Regions from separate parts of the Homo sapiens genome. Here region 2 is linked to region 1. A link is a loop called in an ENCODE intact Hi-C map of the cell type or tissue named here. Cell type or tissue: B cell. All regions are shown on one strand. Each heading gives the region's core, and the rest is flanking DNA. Links, peaks and the distances in the headings are about the cores only. Region 1 holds the start of VCP (valosin containing protein). Region 2 overlaps CREB3 (cAMP responsive element binding protein 3).

Evidence for each region. A loop is a pair of places that touch in the nucleus more often than their neighbours do. Peaks named below come from ENCODE experiments on the same cell type or tissue, not always from the same donor. Only the 100,000 strongest peaks of a DNase experiment are listed, where the experiment ranks them.
Region 2: a loop joins it to region 1, with 4 times the contacts of the local background. A loop is called at or near these places in 4 of 110 quality-filtered maps.

Annotation. Positions count from the first base shown.
Region 1 is chr9:35,070,527-35,073,424 of GRCh38, forward strand. VCP (valosin containing protein) reads right to left here and starts at 2,099. Exons shown (of 17, transcript NM_007126.5): 1 at 1,811-2,099. The coding sequence starts at 1,827. RefSeq lists a silencer at 1,177-1,806 and enhancers at 2,207-2,256, 2,457-2,596, 2,617-2,666. In B cell, for the core only: CTCF peaks have their summits at 1,674 and 1,873; DNase peaks (open chromatin) are centred at 695, 1,565 and 2,185; H3K4me3 peaks cover 2,452 bases; H3K27ac peaks cover 2,500 bases.
Region 2 is chr9:35,734,909-35,737,806 of GRCh38, forward strand. CREB3 (cAMP responsive element binding protein 3) reads left to right here. Exons shown (of 9, transcript NM_006368.5): 5 at 201-307; 6 at 398-466; 7 at 1,140-1,224; 8 at 1,319-1,403; 9 at 1,484-2,091. The coding sequence ends at 1,818. GBA2 (glucosylceramidase beta 2) reads right to left here. Exons shown (of 17, transcript NM_020944.3): 16 at 2,840-2,898; 17 at 1,958-2,539. The coding sequence ends at 2,261. Among named protein-coding and RNA genes, the nearest start is that of MIR6853, 3.4 kb to the left of the region's middle. In B cell, for the core only: CTCF peaks have their summits at 1,386 (motif pointing right) and 1,587; a DNase peak (open chromatin) is centred at 1,383.

The DNA of each region.
Region 1 (2,898 bases), core at 168-2,667:
GGGTTCAAGTGATTCTCCTGTCTCAGCCTCCAGAGTGGCTGGGACTACAGGTGTGCACCATCACCATGCCTGGCTACTTTTTGCATTTTAATAGAGATGGGGTTTCTCCATGTTGCCCGGGCTGGTCTCAAACTCCTGACCTCAAGTGATCTGCCTGCCTCGGCCTCCCAAAATGCTGGGATTACAGGCCTGAGCCACTGTGCCCGGTCAATAGTTTGTATTTTAATCTCAAAGCTGTATCCTAGGAAAACCTCCATTCTGCCTACCATCCCGGACTCTGGCTCTGGAGATGAGTGGTATGCCCTTTTCTTAAGGTAAAGCCTCTAATTCCCCATCTACCTACTGAGATCAGATGTGGTAATCTCTAAAAGACTGAATTTGGCCTGACCATGGGCCAACAGCAGTTCTGGACACTCTTTGGGGCAATCCTCCATTGTCTTCTGTATAAGTCAATCCCTTTCCAGAACTGCACAGGGGACTCCACGGGACTTGGAAGGGTTTCAGCTAAGAGTCATCAAGGTGACCAAGAGGTTAGAAACAGCTGATGATGCCAGGTTCCAAGAATTTTAGATTTTTACTTTTGAAAATAAGAGGCTGACTGCATATAAACCAAAAGAATACTTTCAGAATAAGTGACTCTTTTAAATAAGCAACTGAGTAATACTTTATCCGAATTCAGAAACTTGAGAAAAAGGAACACACCTCAAAAAACTAATCTCTTCAAGGAAGGAAGGTAATTTGCATAGAGTTTCCTTGGGCTGGCTGTGTTTTTTTTTTTTTTTTTTTTTTTTTTTTTGCCTCTAAAAGCTCTCTATTCTAAATTGAATGGGCTGAGGTAGCCAAGTTTTATCTAACGCTTTCCTAAGGATGGAGGTGGGGTCAGAAAGCCCCAGAGCCCGGGTAATTTCTCAATATAGCTGGTTGGGGAAAGGAGTGCGCGCACGTTTGTGTTTTTGAAGAGTTAGTGCAACTCTAAACTGCACACCACGAAACCTGGAAATCTGGAAAGGCGCACAAAACACGAACTGAGATTCCAACTTTAGCAAGAACCTAAAATGTTAAAGAAAAATTCCTTTCTCCCCACCCACGAGTCATAACATTAAGGAAAACTGGCTCAAACTTTCTAGTATGAACAACAGGCCTAAAGTAAGAAGACCAGAAGCGAAAGGTAGGGCTCGCCCTCTCCCTAACAGTCCTTCACGACTCAGGTCACACACAGAGGATGCCCACCTCCGGCCCCGCCGACCCGGCTCCAAAAAGGCGGCTGTGAGCTTCCCTGAGCTCGGCGGGCCTTCCCCGACCCCGGGCTCCGCCTCGGTGGCAGAGCTCCTGAGGCCTTCACATGGCGCAAAGTCCACGCCCACCGGGCCCGGCTGGGGCCTCGGGCTCGCGGGGCCTGCTCTCTCCGGGGACCAAAGGCTTTCGGCGGGTGGTAGGCCGGACGGCAGACTGGCGCCCCAAAGCCCCGGGGCGCCGCGCCGGCGGAGTGGGCCGGAAGACCTGGCCAGGCCCAGACGTCCGTTCTAAGGGAGCCAATCGGGCGGGCCGGGGCCTGCATGACACAGCACGATCCGGCCCAGGCTCCGACCCGGACCCAACGCAAGCCCCGCCTAGGGGGCGCGCGGGTGCGCAGCTGGCCCCAGCCGGGCCTGCCGGGTCCACGGCCCCTCACTCGCCCCCTAGCTTCCCTTCCCTCTTTCCTGGTCTCCACCTCTCTGACGCGCCCACGGCCAGGCCCCGCCGGGCCTACCCTGCGCGGCTGGTCCCGGTGCGCGCCGCCGCAGCAAGCGAACGGCGCGCGCACACTCACTCGGCTCCAGAAGCCATGGCGCGCGCCTCTCCCGGCCGGCGGCTGTGGCGGCCCGCGGGTAACGGCTACGAGCGGTGGCAAGCGACCGACTGGGCCGGGGCTCGGCTCTTCCAGGCGGTGGGCGAGCAGCGGCGACAAACCCGCAAGCGGCTTCCCTCTCGCTTCCTCCCACCGGCAGCGAGGCGTCGGGCGAACAACGCTGGCTCCTGATCCGCGAGGTGGCAGTGGCAGTGGCAGCGGCAGCGGCAGCGACGACTCAAACGACGGTCGCAGACGCTTCGCTGAGACTGAGCCGAGAAGAGCCGAATCATCGGAAGGGAAGCTGCTCCCACCTCAGCCAATCAGCGCCTGCCCTGCGGACTCTCGCCCGCCTCTCCGCGCCTCTCCCCAGCAACCCGCAGATCACAGCCAATCAGGAAATTCGCTTGCGGCCTGGCTCCCGCCTCAGTGATGCGACACGCCTAGTAACGCCACGTCAATTGGCCGCAACGCTACGCTTCCTCGACGGATTGGAATTCTCAGCCAATCAACGAAAGGAATAGGGCGAGATCGATTAGTGAAAGGAGACCCTTTAATCCCTTAGAGGCGGACTCTCCCACTTGGCTCCAGTTCATTGGCTCCGGAGTTTATCCTCCTGGAAGAACGTGGCACAATAGACTGAACCCTTGTATTAGTCTAGTCCTATTGTGGTAACCCATACACCCATCTTCTCCCAAAACCTGGAGATCTTCTAAGACGCCATCACCACCCTGACACTTCTTGCTCCTTCTCAACGCTGCCTCCAACCACCCCTACTCTGAACTTTCTGACTAGCACCCCACTCCTACCCCATTGTCACTGCACCCTCTGGTAACCCCAATCCCACAGCCTTTGCAGTTTCTCAGCGCTTGTGCCTTTCTTCCTCCCGTCATTAATATTAATACCTTATAATAAGGCACTCAAATCCAGAGAAGTCAAAGGGCAACCACAGAACACACAGCCAATTCAGTAGAACCCAAATTAGCAAGAAAACTGCATATGCTGGGACTTGAAAATCCTTGGGCCCCAAATAACAGGGGTCCCTGTTAGTAGTCAACAGGCAGCTGTTG
Region 2 (2,898 bases), core at 279-2,778, 660 kb after region 1:
TTTTTTTAATAGTTTAAAATGGTCTGGCTTGTTAGGGTTAACACCTGGTCCGTGGAGGCATTCAGAAAGAATCTGAATGCCTGTTGGTCAGGGAAGCTGTAGAAGGGATTTCTGTATTGGAAAGAGATTGATCTCAGTTGCGTTTCAACTCCTTTTTCTAGAGTTCCTCTAATGATATCCCTTTCCCTGTTTCCTTTCAGACAGAGGAACAAATTCTGAAACGTGTGCGGAGGAAGATTCGAAATAAAAGATCTGCTCAAGAGAGCCGCAGGAAAAAGAAGGTGTATGTTGGGGGTTTAGAGAGCAGGTATGAAAGGGAGAGGGACTCTGTTGTAAGTATTAGGTTTTTGAAGGGAGGATACAGGCCATATCCCCGTATCTTTGTTATTTCCCCCAGGGTCTTGAAATACACAGCCCAGAATATGGAGCTTCAGAACAAAGTACAGCTTCTGGAGGAACAGAATTTGTAAGTATCCCTCCAAACCATTCCCTTCCTATGCCCCTCATTTAATGCTTTCTCACTCTTTCCCCTGCCCTACACTTGATTTCTAACTGGGCAGCTGCCTTCACTAGGTCTCTGATTCCAAGAAGCTCCCAGTAGTGAGGAATACATTTACAAGTAACTAAGAATAAGTTAAGTACCAAGAAAAAGAAAGGGGGTAAGAAAGACGTCATGGGCTTTCATAGTAGTTAGGATTCTGGGGTTGGGTTGGGAAAGCATTCTAGGCAGAGAGAAAGCATCCTAGGCAAGAGGACTAGTCCAGCATAGTCATCTTGGGCTGGAACTCTTAACACACATGAGCTGGGACAGAAGGTAGAGAACATAGAAAATGCCTGGTGAGGATTATGTGCATAGCTGATCAGACAGTGGGGAACGACTGATGATATTCGCAAAGGAGGTTAAGTCCTGGCAGAGTTTTTTTGTTTTGTTTTGTTTTTGCTTTTTGTTGTTGTTGTTGTTTTAATGAGGAACTTCAGGCATTTTGTCCAGAGAGGAAGAAGTCGTTTGCAAAAATAGAATGAAAAGTAAGAGAGAGGATCCAGTGCAGAGATGGAGGAGGTGGCCTGAACAGGAGTTTCACTGTGTCTCAGGATGCTAGGCCAGGGGATGCTCACTATTGGCCCCTCTCTTCCTCTAGGTCCCTTCTAGATCAACTGAGGAAACTCCAGGCCATGGTGATTGAGATATCAAACAAAACCAGCAGCAGCAGCACCTGCATCTTGGTGAGGATGGTGATGAGGGGAGAAATCCTTTTCTCAGTTGGTGGGGACAGGGCAATCCAGAGCCCTTCTTCATCTCCTTTTTCCTGTGCTCTAGGTCCTACTAGTCTCCTTCTGCCTCCTCCTTGTACCTGCTATGTACTCCTCTGACACAAGGGGGAGCCTGCCAGCTGAGCATGGAGGTAAGAGGCTTAAGGATAGCTCTCAGACAGGGCAAGGGGAGAGGTCTGGGTTGGCCTCTGAAGATTCTTTGTCTCCTCAGTGTTGTCCCGCCAGCTTCGTGCCCTCCCCAGTGAGGACCCTTACCAGCTGGAGCTGCCTGCCCTGCAGTCAGAAGTGCCGAAAGACAGCACACACCAGTGGTTGGACGGCTCAGACTGTGTACTCCAGGCCCCTGGCAACACTTCCTGCCTGCTGCATTACATGCCTCAGGCTCCCAGTGCAGAGCCTCCCCTGGAGTGGCCATTCCCTGACCTCTTCTCAGAGCCTCTCTGCCGAGGTCCCATCCTCCCCCTGCAGGCAAATCTCACAAGGAAGGGAGGATGGCTTCCTACTGGTAGCCCCTCTGTCATTTTGCAGGACAGATACTCAGGCTAGATATGAGGATATGTGGGGGGTCTCAGCAGGAGCCTGGGGGGCTCCCCATCTGTGTCCAAATAAAAAGCGGTGGGCAAGGGCTGGCCGCAGCTCCTGTGCCCTGTCAGGACGACTGAGGGCTCAAACACACCACACTTAATGGCTTTCTGGGTCTTTTATTTGTACCCATGTGTCTGTCACACCATGAATGTACCTGGGGAAATCAACTGACCTCCCTGAACATTTCACGCAGTCAGGGAACAGGTGAGGAAAGAAATAAATAAGTGATTCTAATGCTGCCTAGGTCACCCTCAACCCCCATTTACTGGCACAATTGGGTGGAGAGAAGGGAAGGGGTATGATTGTCCTGATGGCTCAGGGTTGCAGGAGGTTCAGAGGGGAAGGAGGAAAGGCCAGGCTGGAGGCTGGGCTGTTAGCACTTCCCTCCCACAGTTCAGACGGCTCACTCTGGGCTCAGGTTTGCCATGGCTTCCTTTGGTCCAAACATAGGCCCTGTCCTTAGTCCTGTGCCCTGTTTGACTTTTGGCCAGGAGGCCTTTTTGTGCTGCTGCTGTTGCAGGGCTAGCTGCATGGCCCATATGCTCAGTGGCCGCATGTAGGCCAGTGAGCGGAACACTCGCTGCTGGCAGTATGCCTCTGGGGTCTGGAAGGCCAGACCCAGGCGCTCCCACACGGTACGGTAGCAGCCTTCAGCTGTCTGGAAGCCCTCCCAAGTCAGGCCCTGTTGGGAGAGATGACAGTCATACATACTAACTTGGCACCCTCTGAAGAGCCACTTCCACTGGATAGATGGAGGCAGTAGAGTCTTTGCCTTCAAGGAGCTCCCAGCAAGTGGAGGAGATAACTATGACCCACAGACAGAAGCCTGAAGGCAGGAGCTGGAATGCATACCAGGGAAAAATGGGAGGCTTTATAGACGGACAAGATGGCATTGGGTTATGCCTTGAAGAAATTTGGTGGTTGAGGAAGTTTTCTGGGCCAGGATACAGATGGTGGAGAGATGGGAAAAGGAGTGCATTACCTCTTGGATCATGGTAGCTGCCAGCCCGTAGACCACACCCACCCAGACTTCATCAGACT